Linked DNA regions of Homo sapiens: region 1 is linked to region 2. The links are chromatin contacts, found by Hi-C or POLR2A ChIA-PET in ENCODE. All regions are on one chromosome and are shown on one strand. Each heading gives the region's core, a stretch centred on a gene start or an enhancer-like site at or near the end of the contact. The rest is flanking DNA. Distances are from core to core; before and after follow the strand shown. Region 1 overlaps LOC101927548 (a long non-coding RNA gene). Region 2 overlaps GATA6 (GATA binding protein 6).

Evidence for each region. A loop is a pair of places that touch in the nucleus more often than their neighbours do. ChIA-PET counts read pairs that join two places held with the same protein, here RNA polymerase II (POLR2A). Pooled maps may share reads with other maps.
Region 1: a loop to region 2 is called in a map of IMR-90, with 2.6 times the contacts of the local background. The contact joins two enhancer-like sites. A Hi-C loop is called at or near these places in 2 of 168 maps with a recorded cell type or tissue (IMR-90 and vagina) and 1 of 50 pooled maps. POLR2A ChIA-PET finds 5 or more read pairs at or near these places in 1 of 52 experiments (Caco-2).

What each region holds. Positions count from the first base shown.
Region 1 is chr18:22,309,650-22,316,481 of GRCh38, forward strand. The region is part of intron 1 of LOC101927548 (a long non-coding RNA gene); the gene reads right to left. Among named protein-coding and RNA genes, the nearest start is that of CTAGE1, 100 kb to the right of the region's middle. Within about 2 kb of position 4,547, at least 4 of the 41 ENCODE cell types and tissues checked have a DNase peak (open chromatin) inside an H3K27ac peak, as active enhancers do; they include IMR-90, where a contact is called at or near this core.
Region 2 is chr18:22,187,148-22,194,531 of GRCh38, forward strand. The region is part of intron 6 of GATA6 (GATA binding protein 6); the gene reads left to right. Among named protein-coding and RNA genes, the nearest start is that of GATA6, 21 kb to the left of the region's middle. RefSeq lists an enhancer at 6,875-7,384. Within about 2 kb of position 3,769, at least 16 of the 41 ENCODE cell types and tissues checked have a DNase peak (open chromatin) inside an H3K27ac peak, as active enhancers do; they include IMR-90, where a contact is called at or near this core.

The DNA.
Region 1 (6,832 bases), core at 3,297-5,796, 120 kb after region 2:
TCTCTAAGCTTCCTTTCAGTCGGTCCTTCCTGGAGCCATCATGGTTTTCTGTCCCTGGTTCTCATGACCAGTCTGCAAATGGATCTCCTACTGCTCTGAGGCAGGGTGTTTTGCTGCCTCGAATCCTTTCTAAACCACTGTGGAAGGCAGGATGGGCCAGTGAGCTTTCAACAGGAAAGCAGAGTCAGGACCAGCCTGCGTTCTGGGATTTATGATTAGACTCTAGCTTCACAAGTCCTAGCCCATCATTCCCATGATGTTTTAACTGGTTTTTCATTCTTCTTATGCTCCTCCTCCTAAATGCTCATCACACGACCCTCCCATTGCTGTCTGTCCCACCACCAGAATGGTGGTCCCAGTACTCTGTCATTCATGTTCCTCCTTTCTGACTCCTGGCCATATCTACCACTATACTACCATGAATACTACTAATCCTACCATTAATACTACTCATCCTACCACTAATGCTACTATTAAATCAACTGACCATTTCACTTAAATATGTACTTAAGAAGGAAATTCTGTGGCTATATACATAGAAATTCACATCAAATAAAAAATAAATGCACCCCTCACAAAACACCCCAAATCAAGTTTATATTATCACACTCTAGCTGTATGCTTGTTTACCAAAGCCTCTAAGCTTGCTTTTATTTTTTAAACATAAATAATCAAGTATGAGAGCATTATTAAAGATATTCCAGTAACAAACTGAGACTTTTTCTTTGACACGTTCTGAAGGATTCAAAGAGAAGTGCTGTTTGCTCAGTATTGTGAATGTACTACAAGCCACTGAATGACACACTTTAAAATTCATCATGGTTAAAATGGTGTATTTTATCTCAATTTTTAAAAAGCCCAAAAGAATAATTTTGATTCAGTGTTATTTAATACCATGTTATAGTATTGCTTAAAATCTTTTCTCCCTCATTTTGGCAAACCTTACCCCAGTAAAGATGTAATGCTCAAGAGGCTGAGATCCATGCGGCTCTGTCTTAGAGTAGCACTGCTGTCAGAAGAACATGGCCTCGTGGGCTAAAGCTGTTTTAAGCTGAGCCAATACCTTCACCTGAATTTCTTGAATGATGGCGAATATAGCAATACACACAGAGTACAGCAACGTTCCCCAAAAGCCCCTGTTTACTTCTTCCCACTTCCAATATGTTTGAACTTTAATAATTTACTTTTCACTCTTTAGGTTTATTTACTTGTAAAATAGAGATAATAGTAACTATGTCAGTTTTATGATTATTAAATAAGAAAATCATGCAGCAGCCTAGCACAGTTCCTATATGAAATACAAGTTAGCTCTCTTCCTCTATCTCCTCAACTCCTTTCACTCAGTTGAAGAATATTCAGGGAGCAAATTCATATTGATGCTTTATGAATGATTTGATGCTGATATGATGATGATTTGCTAGAAATCCCTACAATCCAGAAATGGAGTAACTTAGAGATTCTGGGAAATCATCACTATATAGCCAGTACCAAAAAAAGAAGAAGAAGAAGAAAAAGAACAAATAGATTCTTCTGAGCACTCTTTTCAGAATCATTGATTGTTGATATACAGCTCTTCATTTGCATTAAGAAGCATTAAGAAATTATTTGTATCCCCACTGGGTTTCTATTGAATTCTTTTCTAGTACAGTTCTATACGTTGGAGTTTTGCCAATTTGGTTTAATTAATTAATCTTCAAGTAAAACCAAAGCATATTTACAGTATTTATGGGATTTCGTTATGAAACATCATCACTTCTGGTTCACTTGCATTCTGCTGTTTTTGGTCATCATTATTTGTATTGTTGGATTTGGCAGCAATCCTGGAAATACAATTTACTTTATGCTAAAACCATGTCTAAGAAAAAGCTGTGACTCCACGGTGGAGTGAAATATGGTGTACACTCCCTTGCATTGTGTTCTTGGTTTTGGAGATACATCAAACTACGAATGATGTATTCTTTCAAACTTGAGAAAGTGTGGGAGGTAGGGAACTTTTAGATGCCACAAACACGTTTTAAAAAGCATCTCAGAACCAGTTCTCTCTAAGAGGAGAAATACAGTTAGATTCTCCATGGTAAAAAGGAAGTTTTTTTTTTTAATTTTTGTTTTTTAAAGCACTGTGATAGGAGAAAAGGAATACTCTCAATGTATAGGCTCCTTGTGGCAACTGAAAAGACAACCAAGGCATAAGCTTGTGTGTTTCAGGCATAGTTGGTTTGTGGAGTAACTGAGGCCATCTGAAGTGCTTTTTATGATGGGTTTTGCAGTTCATTAAACATTCACTTACAGGGAGAATCTTTAACACTGTAGTTCGTGAGGTAGGCCTTTTCCTCCCAGTCCAGAAGAATAAAATTATCTGGAATGAGAATCGGATGTGAGACAAGTTAAAGAGAATTGGAACTTCTTTTTCTAGGCATTTCAGCTGTATTTTTAGCAGGCAAAATAATTTTGGGGAGCATCATATCTAAATCTTTCACTCCCATTCTTTGAATTTAGCAATTCACGTATATTTTGGGAAAAAAACAACATATGAACACCTACATCTTACAAGGAAGATGTAGATCTATACACACCTAGCGTTGATGTTAAGTGTCTCCCTTCATGGATGAGGTGAAACAGAACAGTTTCACACAGCTGGTGGGAATGTAAATAGTACAACCACTATAGAAAACAGTATGGAGGTTCCTTAAATAACCAAAAGTAGATCTACCATTCAATCCAGCAATCCCACTACTGGGTATCTACCCAAAGGAAAATAAGTCATTATATGAAAAAGACACTTGTACCTACATGTTTACAGCAGCATAACTCTCAATTGCAAAGATATGGAACCAACCTAAGTGCCCATCGATCAATGAGTGGATGAAGAAAATGTGGTATATATACACCATGGAATACTACTCAGCCATAAAAAGAAATGAAATAATGTCTTTTGCAGCAACTTGGATGGAGCTGGAGGCTATTATTTTGAGTAAAGTAAGTCAGGAATGGGAAACCAAATATCCTATGTTCTCACTTATAAGTGGGAGCTAAGCTATGAAGATGCAAAGGCCTAAGAATGATGTAATGGACTTTGGGGACGGGGCCAGGGAAAGTTGGTAGGGGTGAGAGATAAAAGACCATGTATCGGGTACAGTGTACACTGTTCAGGTGATGGGTGCTCTAAAATCTCAGAAATCACCACTAGAGAACTTATCCATATAACCAAAAACCACCTGTACCTCAAAAACTATTGAAATAAAAAAAAAAACAGAATGTTAAAGAGTATCCCTTAACTTGCCCTTCATTAGTGATCAGTACCTTGTCAATGGTAGATAGATCCCCCAAAGTGCTGTTGGTCTGTACATAGGCCGTCCAACTATGTGTAGGTTTGTCACCAGTAACCTAAACTGACACTAAGTGTAGGTAATTTCAGCTCCTCAAACAGGCATGATGGTTTTCAGGAACCATGTCAACTAGAGGAAACCAAGAGGATTTTCTGAAAGCAGCTGATTAATTCTTCGATGACTTCTCTTGGGGTTCCCTGATTTCCCATGGAATCAGACAGCTCTGAGCTGTAATCATTGGTAGTGTTTTGAAATCTTCACGTTATATAAACAAATCATCATCTTGCCAGGTTTGGGGGTCATCCTGTTAATAGGTCTGAAACAGGAACTCAGTGTGAGTCCTGGGTCACGGCCTCTTTTCCCCCAAGATCACATTTTTTTAGACAAACATTGCTTACTTTCTTTAACTGCAGAAAGTCTGTGCACGATTAAGTAGAATTTAGGCTCCTGGTGGTGTGCTAAAGTGAAACAAAGGAATTCCAGTGATTGGTAAGACAGGTGTTTGCTTCCTCTTCCTTGTTTTGGGCAGCACAGGCAAATCCCCCACATTACTGTTGTTCTTCATGGGATTGCCCCTTGGAGAGAGGATGGACACTGCTTATAAACCATCGTCCAGGTCCTATTCCCTCCTCTTTATGGTCGGAGGCACAGTTCTGAGTTCCCCCATATCACAGCAATTACCTTGCATCCCTTTTTCCCCTTTTTGATTACTATAAGTTTGAGTCAGCTCTTCATCCTCTCAAGTTGGCACCCATGGGAAGAGGCCAAGTTTATTTATCTTTGGTGCATCCTGTCTTCCTTTTCTGCCCTTCTGTGGCTTTTGGTAACTTCTTCATCCTTGGGCATTTTTTTGTGCTTAGCTCTTTTCATCTCCTCCCTTCTAAAAAAAAGACTCTTTGGCAAAGGCTCTGATAAACACATTTGCACTGAGGTGTAAATGGCTGATAAAAGATGCGTGTTTTGTTTGTTTGTTTGTTTGTTTTTTTACTAGGAGCATTTGCTTTGGTGCAAAGATATAAATTTCTAATGGTGGAATTTCAGATCAGCAGCCAGGGAAGGGAAGGAGTTGGGGGTGAGATATCTTCTTGAGGCCCCCATCAGCCTGCTTCTAAGGACATCCTCCTCCAAGGTAGCAGCCGGTCATAGGAGGCCCGGGCTGCTGTCTGTGGGAGGGGCTGGTCCCATGGTGAAACTCTGGCCTCACTCCACGACCAGAGCTTGAAGTCCTGGGGCTCTGTCTGAAAATCTTGAGCAAGCATCTTGCTTTTCCCAGAGGAATGTTTGGAAACACTACGAATATCACATTTGTGGTATATGTTTCATTACTTTACTGTTTTCTTCAGCTGATCTGATAGATACTTCATCGTTTTAAGGATTCTTGAACTTGCCCTTTAGCGACTCCAGTGCAACATCCTGGGTTCCCACATAGAGGTTAGTTCTTGCTGACAGAAACCTTTTAGTCTCATCATTCCTCAACTTGTCTAAATCAGAAGTGTTTTCGATATTCAAACCCTGACCTCCAGTAAATGAAAAACTGTTACAGCACAGTGAAATTCCTCCAGGCTTGGAGCACATACATCCATGACCACATCACTGCAGAATGAGATGACTAGGGCTGATGTCAAGGCAGGCAGCACCAGCCCCCACAGAAATGCCGGCCCTGCCCCGATTTCTTTGACACAACATGCAAGCCAGGCCTCTCAGGCACACTCCCAAGATGTGACATCTTCCAAACAACCCCTGCCCCATTAAAAAAATAAAAATCATCAAGCTTCAATGTAACTCAAAGCAGAAAGTATTGGTTAACATTATTTTTTTCCCCTAAAATACAATTCACCTCTCAGAGAAACTACTTTTGGATTCTGTTTATTCTAGTGAGTTGAAAATTTACTGTGGCCAGGGGCCTGTAATCTCAGCACTTTGGGAGGCCAAGGCGGGCTGATTGCTTGAGTCCAGGAGTTCGAGACCAGCCTGGGTGACATGATGAAACCTTGTCTTTACAAAAAATTTAAATAATAGCTGGGTGAGGTGGCACGTTCCTGTAGTCCCAGCTACTTGGGAGGCAGAGGTGGGAGGATTGCCTGAGTCCAGAATGGTGAGGCTGCGGTGAGCTGTGATAGCACCGTGGCAGAGTGAGATTCTGTCTCAAAAAAAAAAAAAAAGAAAACGAAAAATAACAGAAAATTTACCCTGAATTTCACCTTATATGATTCTATGATGTTTATGTGTGTTGAAGAACAAGTCAGACCTATAGGGTAAAGCGTTGTGTATTTGTCGGTTTTCTTTATCAGAGTAACTCAATTTTACCTGTCTTATCATCTTTCCAGGGCCTTTGGTATAGTACGTTCTCATAAAAAATTGTGAGGTGAAAAAGCAAATAAAGATGTTTATTTCTAACCCTATTTTGATAAGTTGAAATCTTTCATTTTCCAGCTGTTTTGTCTATAGTATACTAAACTTCCTCCATGGGCACAATAATACTGTTTATACTGCAGTGTGGGTAAACCTCAGAAACATTATGCTAAGTGAAGGAAGCCAGTCACAAAGGATCCCATATTGTACGGTTCCACTCATGTCAAATGTCTAGAATAGTCTAATCTATAGAGATAGAAAATACGTTAGTTGTTGCCTAGGGCTGAGGGAGACAAGAGAAATGGGGGTGACTGCTAAAGAGTATGAAGTTTCTTTTTGGGGTGATGAAATGTTCTAAAATTATGTTATGGTGATGGTTGTATAACTCTGTAAATGTGCTTTGACTTATACACTTTGAATGTTATGGTATGTAAATTACATATCAATACAGTGGTTTAAAAATGAATAAACTGGCCTGGCATGGTGGCTTAAGCTTGTAATCCGAGCACTTTGGGAGGCCGAGGTGGGCAGATCACTTGAGGTCAGGAGTTCGAGACCAGCCTGACCAACATGGTGAAACCCCAACTCTATTAAAATACAAAAATTAGCCAGGTGTAGTGGTGGGCGCCTGTAATCCCAGCTACTCAGGAGGCTGAGGCAAGAGAAACACTTGAACCCAGGAGATGGAGGTTGCAGTGAGTGGAGATCATGCCACTGCACTCCAGCCTGGGTGACAGAGTGAGTGAGACTCTGAAAATAAAAAGGAGAAAGAAAGAAAGAAAGAGAGAGAGAGAAAGAGAAAGAAAGAAAGAAAGAAAGAGAGAGAGAGAAAGAAAGAAAGAGAGAGAGAGAGAGAAAGAAAGAAAAAAGAAAGAAAAATGAATAAACTATGGTCTTATAAAATGGAAAGAAAAAGAGAGGACTTGGTTTGGATCCTTACTGCGGTGTAATATGAAAGACATTTGGTCTTTGTCCCCAGTTCCTGGCAAAGAGTTCCCTAACACCCAACCTATGGGATCTAATGCTAACTCCAGATAGATAATGTCAGGATTGAATTGATGTATAGTATACCCAGTTGGTGTTTGCTGGAGAACTGCATGGTGTGTGGGGAAAATCCCCTCTGTGTCTGGTCACAGAAGTGTTCTGGGCTGTGA
Region 2 (7,384 bases), core at 2,519-5,018:
TACTAAAAAATGTATATTTAGTTGATCTAAATAGATATCAGTTTTTCTTTGGGCTGGGTGCGGTGGCTCACCCCTTTAATCCCAGCACTTTGGGAGGCTGAGGTGGGTTGATCACCTGAGGTCAGGAGTTTGAGACCAGCCTGACCAACATGGAGAAACCCCGTCTCTACTAAAAATACAAACTTAGCCAGGCACGGTGGCGCATGCCTGTAATCCCAGCTACTCTGGAGGCTGAGGCAAGAGAATCTCTTGAACCTGGGAGTTGCAGGTTGCAGTGAGCTGAGATTGCACCATTGCACCCCAGCCTGGGCAACAAGAGCAAAACTCTGTCTCAGAAAAAAAAAAAAATTTTTTTTCTTTGGCTTTTATTCTCTATGGATTGTAAGAATACTAAAATCTTTTTTTTCTTGAATTCCGTTTATTGACTGAATTGTATTTTATAGTTTTTTTTGGTTGTTATTTAGGAGAGAAACATGGTAATGTTCTGTTTCTGCAATAAGATTTAATAAGTAGTCCACAAATGGTCCTACTCCTCCTATTTCTCCTCCTATAACTCAAAATTTGTAAAACTGGAGGATACTTTATAGCTCAATCCCCAAATTTTATAGATAAAAAGTTTTTTTCTTAATTTCTTTTGTAATAGGAGGGATTAACTTGGAGATGAAATTAGCAATAATATCTGAAAATGGCAGCTACAGAAAAAAAGAAAAAAAAATTAGCAATAAGACAATGTCTGAGAACAAGGAGTCACTGAACATATTTTGCCTGCCTAAAAATAGTTTCTATAAATAATTACTTTAAAAATTAGGCCAGGTGCAGTGGCTCACGCCTGTAATCCCAGTTCTTTGGGAGACTGAGGCTGGAGGATCACTTGAGACTAGGAGTTTGAGATCAGCCTGGGCAACATAGCAAGATTTCTGTCTCTATTTCTAGTTTAAAAAAAAAATGAAAAAAAAGTAAACCCTATTTAAGTTAATATTAAAACTACCAATATAATATTGAAATCATCATTAAACATAAAGTGTTGAAGTTAAATGGAGAGAGAAATATATATGACCAGCCCTTGCTTTACTGGTCTTTGTTCCATTTGAGTAAAACAAAGTGCCACATCTGGAATTGTTTAAAACATGGAGGTGGTAGGGGTGGGTAGAGAGAGACAGGTATAGATGTAGATCTTACTACTGGTCAGATTTGGACGTGCTTTAAAGGAGTGATAACTAGAGTTGGAGATGGCTCCGCAGAGTAGAGGAAATTAAAATTAGTTAGGATTTTTGCAGGGGAAAAATTGGGATAGAGGTATCCAGGAAAGAAGAAGGCATAGGAATCTTTGGAGCTGAAGGGAAATAGTTAGTTCATTGTGACTGGAGTGTAGGGGGTAAGAAGCCAAAGGCAGGAAGTGAGGCTGGTAGAACGGGTGGAAAGTAGATACTTGAAAATATTTCAAATCAACGATGGACTTTATTTAAATCCTGCTTCGGTGACAAATGTGTTTTCTGTCTGTACACTGGAGTCCAACAATTAGGACCTTCTTACTGGAGCGTTCTGTATTTTGATAATTGATGTAAACAAATGTAGCATGCTCCTGCTTGTCAAGTTTACAAGCAGAGTTTCCTCCTCACAATTAGGGAGGAAAAACATCTGCCAGCTGATTCTATGCGCTGACCTTCTTTAGGCCTGTACTGTAATTTCTCTGCCTCCAGGGATCCTGGGGGCAGGATGGTTGGAGTGGCTGCCTGGCTACCTCTTCTAATGGAAACATATTAGACATGGTGTATTAGGGATAGGAAATGTGTTTCCTCACCTTTGTGGGGCATTGCTGGTGATATATAACTTCCACAAAGAGAGGTGGACAATAGGCTGAGAGATAGAGACTTAGGTTCCTCGCCAGCTGCATCTGGGCCTGGATGGGTGGGCCTTAACCACTCTTTTGGTCTGTTTCTTGCTAGTAAATAGGCGTCATCGTTCCCGTCCCCTGTGTGCTTCTGGGACACTGTGTGCTTAGCTAGACCTATTTCCCTACTGTAGTCACTCCTGAGCTGCGTGGTCGTTTGAAGGAGTTAAGCACCCATAAGTGCTTGTGGCCAACAGCAGTGATCTAGAGACTGACTCAAGTTAAGATTATTTGATGTGCTCTATAAGGCCTCTGAAGAAAGCTTAGGCAGGTAAATATTTTAAATTGTTTTCATGGATTTTATTTCATATATAATATTTGCATCCTGTGGTGGAAATAGAAAAACACCTTAGTAGGTCCTGTAGCTTACTATGCATTTTCCAGTGCAGGGGGGTTCTTTATTAGCAGATTTACACTCCACTGTCTTTTTCTTCAAGTAATGGAATTTTTTTTTGATTTACTGTGCACTATGGTTGGTCACAAAATTATAGTTCCTGTGAAAGAGCTGAAAGGAACATTTGTGAAGGACTTATGCTGTGCTTATACTGTTAAGTTGCTCAGAGGAAAGTATGAAGGCGAGCTCTGATGCAAGAGCCTGCTGGGGCTGGAGCAGAAAATTAGTGCTTCATTTTTAACTTGAATATGCCACAGAGCTTCTAGAGGACTCGAGAGCCAAACAGTGGTGGATTGGTCTTCGATTTTCTCATAGTGATCTTGCTTTGAGGAAGTTTTTCCCTTTCCTAATACTCACTCACTTATAAGATAGTGAACATAGGGAGGCAGGAAATTAGTTTCTATCAGGTACCTTTTATGTGCCAGGTGTTTTAGATACATTTTATTTTTTACTCCTCCTTCTAAGTGAGATGCAGAAGGTAAAGAACAGTTCCAAGGTCACGTGTCAAATTGAGACGCGTGGTTTCACGTTGGCCGCAGGTCTGGCTGATGCGGTCAGTGTTGTTGCCACTACAGCGTGTTAGATTAATATGCGATATTAGTTCATTTCTTTGAAATCTTCAGAGAGAAGAAAGAATGTTTTCTTAAAGAAATTGGACTAGTTTGATTAATAATTTTAGCATCACATATCCTCCCACTGAAACAGGTGGGAAAACTGTGAGAAGTTATTTGCTCTTGACCAAGAATGTATTTAAGACAGTTAATGCAAATTTTCTTATCAATGTTATACTTAGAAATCAAATGTGTAATGGTACTAAGAATATGGCAGTTGGGTAACATTAAGTTAAAAAAAAAGTAGTAAAAATTACTTTTGTTGACATACCTAATGTGGTTATAACAAGGTTCTTTTAAGAGAAACACAAGATTGCCATACTGAAATCCTTCTAATGCTGCGATTTAAATCCATACACAAACAAATGCTGTTTTGGAACTTTTCAGAATGTTAAAATTGTCTTCAATGAATGTTTATGAAGAAATTACTGAAAAAGCATTTCTTAATAGTGAAGTGCCTGTTTTTTTTTTCAGTCTATCGTCCAAAACACTCTTTTCTAAATGAGTAGCAAAGGGGTTAAAAAATCATTAATCTCCCAAAGGGTCTGTGAGAGAGTTATGTGGTTAGGTATTATTATTGCCTCATTTATAAACCAAGATCCGGAGTGACTCCTTAAGGTCACAAAACAAGCCAGTATTGAAGCCGGGACTGGAACCGACGTCTCCTGCCTCCCAGTCCAGGGCTGTTACCACTCCCAGGGAGTTGACCAATCATCACAGTTATTAATATCCCACTTGCCACATGCTACAAGCCATGAACATAAATATTTTGTTGGCATTTTATCTTCATGCTCCCTATGTGCCAGGCTCCCTTTCTTTCTATGTTCACAGCCCCTTCTAATAACTCACGTTCTTGTCTGACCACATTGGCCTTTGCGTGAAAGTCACACGTCACCCCGGCAGGGAATGTTCAAGCATGCGGATTTGCATACTTTCATTCTGATCTCAAGGCTTTTTCTAGACTTCCTTTTTTTTTTTTTTTAAATCTCGTGTGTGTGTGTGTGTGTGTGTGTGTGTGTGTGTGTGTGTGACAGGGAGGATGGTAAGAAGTAGTTTAAAAATGCATTGTGTGCTACATCAATATCCAATGGCTTTGTACATTAGGAAACAGTAAAGCTTTAAATAGTTTGTAACATATGTCCACATAATTTATCACAGAATTGTGGTTTATTTAATAAGTGACTCATTATCACTATCTGATAGCCAGAATACTGGATAAAGAATAAGTGTGGGCAGAAGTTATTCACCATTTCTTATAGCCTCATCCCAGAATACAGCTCTTCTTTGCAAATTACAGATTCTTTGCAGTTTTCTCCCACCCGCCCCCCCAACGCCTCTATAAGAATATACAAAATTGTCAGAAAACATGAAATAATGTTACGGGAAAACATGGCCAAATTTAAGAAATCTGGCTTAGATTGCTCTGAAAGGTTATTGCTAAATGAATCTTCGAAGAAAACGAATTCCTTTACTGGAACAAAAGTAATTTATTATGCATTTCATGGGTGTCTGCCAGAAGAGTTACTAGCAGTATGAAGATCCAGTGGATATGAATTAAGTACAATCTGTTAGTTCTGTTCATGTTTAGACCTACCTGTTAATTTTCTCTGAAATTTTAATAATTTAAAAAAGCATCTCCATAGACAGGTGTTGGCAATGTGACAATTCACCACTCAGCTACCCATCACATCAGGCTTTTTTAAAGGCCCAGTACTCAGAATTTGTGAGACTGAGCACAAAGACATTATTTTATTGACCTCATATTTTAAGAATGATTTGGACAAATACATAACTAGGCATTGATTCTAATGTCCTGTTGGGGTCTTACGAGTAAACGGTTCCAAGTCAACATCTGACGATGCTTAAATCATGATCCGACTTGATGGTGTGCTGCCTGTTTTGGTTGTTGGCCTGGCACGGTTTCACCAGAGCTGGGCCACATGCTGCAGAACCATATTTTTATTTTATTAAACACAAGTATTTTACATTTAAAGCTCTCATTAAATTTAGTTGCTTGATTCGTGGTGAAGCCTGAATATGGTCAAAAGTTTATTCTGGGGGTTCACGGATTAGCAGCTGGGAGGAAACAGATTCCAGCAGCCAGGCGCTAGCTCCAGCTCTGTCTGTGTGAGTATAGCAAGCTGCCAAGGTTCTGTAAAGCCTCTGTTTTCCTCCTTCTACTAAAGGGGAAAAGTAATTCCTACCATCTGGTCCTTAGGAGTATTGTGTAGAGTGAGTGGGAGATGCCTGGAGACCTCTTTGAAGTTTAAGAAGAATAGCACTACTTAAATACGGGTCTTGGAAGTTAATAGTAATCAGCTTTATTTGCGTGGCATTTTTTTTCATCCCAAGATATTAGAATAAGATCCTCACTTTCTTAATGGGGAAATTTAGAGACGTAGAGTTATTGTGTTAAGAAAGTAACCACATTTTAGAGATTTGTATTTCACTGATAGCAAATTTTTTATTCCTTCTGATACTTAGTACTTTCCTAATGCTTTTTGTGGTTTAAGTGCATTGTAAATGCTTCTTGGTATGTTTTCTGTAATTAAGATGGAGAGATTAAGATGCTCATCCATCTCCTGAAAAGTCAGTTTTGTTATAAAAATTAAGATCATAATTCACCAGGTTTTAAATCTTGCCTCAGGATTCTGTCCCACTTAATTTGAAGATTAGAATAGTGTAATTCATTCTGATTCATTTAGAAGATAAGCTTTTTCTTTAGGGTCCTCATTGACTTCAAGTTGTGGGACAAACCCTCTCCCTTGCAATTTATATTTGTACATGAGTATTTTGGTGATAATCCCAGAGTACTTATAAAGTTTGGCGCCTTTCTTCACCACAACATGCTTGCTGTTGAGTGTGCACAGATACATAAAGCAATTTGCTCTTTTGTCCAGAATAGATTATGTGCATAGAATTGCTTTCGTCTTCTTGAAAAGGGCAGCATCCCTTGGTGTGGCTATAACCTTGCCTACTCAGGCCTAGAAGGGGCGAGAGGGGTATGGGTTGGGGCAGAGTGGGGGAGCAGCCGGTGAAATTTCCAGTAAGGAATTTGTTTGCCGAATTAAATATACAAAACTATTCTGCTGAATAGTTAGGTCATCAGTTGAGGTGACGGTGACTCTCTCTCTAGAGAAAAGGTGTCCATGTTCCTTTGTTTTATTAAGCTGTTAAGAATTCGAGAGTTTCATTGTGATTGGTTTTCACATGTCCTGGTGGAGACAGAATTTGTGTGTGTTCATGTGTCTTTCATGTGTCACCTTCTAAACTATTACTGTCACTTTGTATCTGGTCCTCTGTTACCTCCAGCCAAACTGAAATGATCGTAGTTTATATAGTGGAAGTTACGATTTGCAGGAAAGCATTTCCCCTTTGTTGGAATTTATACAAAGTTTTTAATTCCTCTTTGGAGGAAGGCAGCTATAAAGCACCACAGGAGTCTAACCTAGAGGTTACAAAAGCAGAGAAGAGCTTTGGCAGTGAGGGACGGCTGGCTTCCCCTCACACAAGAAAAAGCCGTAAGCACAGTCTCACTCAGATGTGTAGGAAGGACGGATCAGAGGCTGGGGGAGCCGACAGTCTGCCTTGCAGTGAAGGAGGCATGTGATCACCATCAAAGTCTTCTGCTCTGGGAAGGATCACACAGTCGTCCTTCAGCCTGCCTGGGGCGCAGTGTTTTCTTTCCTCAGACCGAAACTGCATGAAGAGAGATTCCAGCAAGGAAGATAGAGCATGCCCCGTACACTCCTCTCTGGTTTTCTTCCTCAAAGGAAATTTATGCATGTAATCCACAAGCCGAAGAACCCATGTTTTTCTTTGGAAAAGGCTACGCCCTTTCAGGGTTTCCTTTTCTCGGCTGTGTTGCCTTCCCATCAGAAGCTGTCTCTTGCCCTCCCCATTATGGGATGTGCGAAATGAAGGAAAACAGAGACACTGCTGGGCATTTGTCTCCATGAGTTGATCCAATCAGAAATCTTTGACTTTTCAGATATGTGTCCAAAAATGAGTGAAGGCTCCTCACAGGAAAAAAAAAAAAAAATTCTAGGTGATCTAAAGATGAACTGTGGCTACTTCTCAGGCTAGCGGATATTTTCCATGTCCCAATCTGTAGCAGCCCAAGCTCTCCCTGAAGTCATTTACTCCTTTAAGAGGGAGTTTTCCAGCCCAGCTGCTCTGCCTGTCTCCCACCTAACCCGGCCAGCTTTCAGTGCTAAGCCCAGGCTGGGTCTGGCCCTGATAACACATTCTTTCAACAGGAAGTGCCTCCATTTTCAGTTGTCTGTGGGAGGGTGGAGGGCAGATAAGCCTTGAATGGAAACACAGAGCCGATTTCTGCTCCACCCTCCTTGCACTTTGATCAGGGAGAGAGCAGGGACCTCCGCCTGGCCTGTGCTGCCTGCCGAAAGGAGGGAGGATGGTTGAGCTGTGGGCATTCCGGAGCTCTCCCTCCCTTTTGTTCAGGAACGTTTGTTTAGGTTGGTCTAG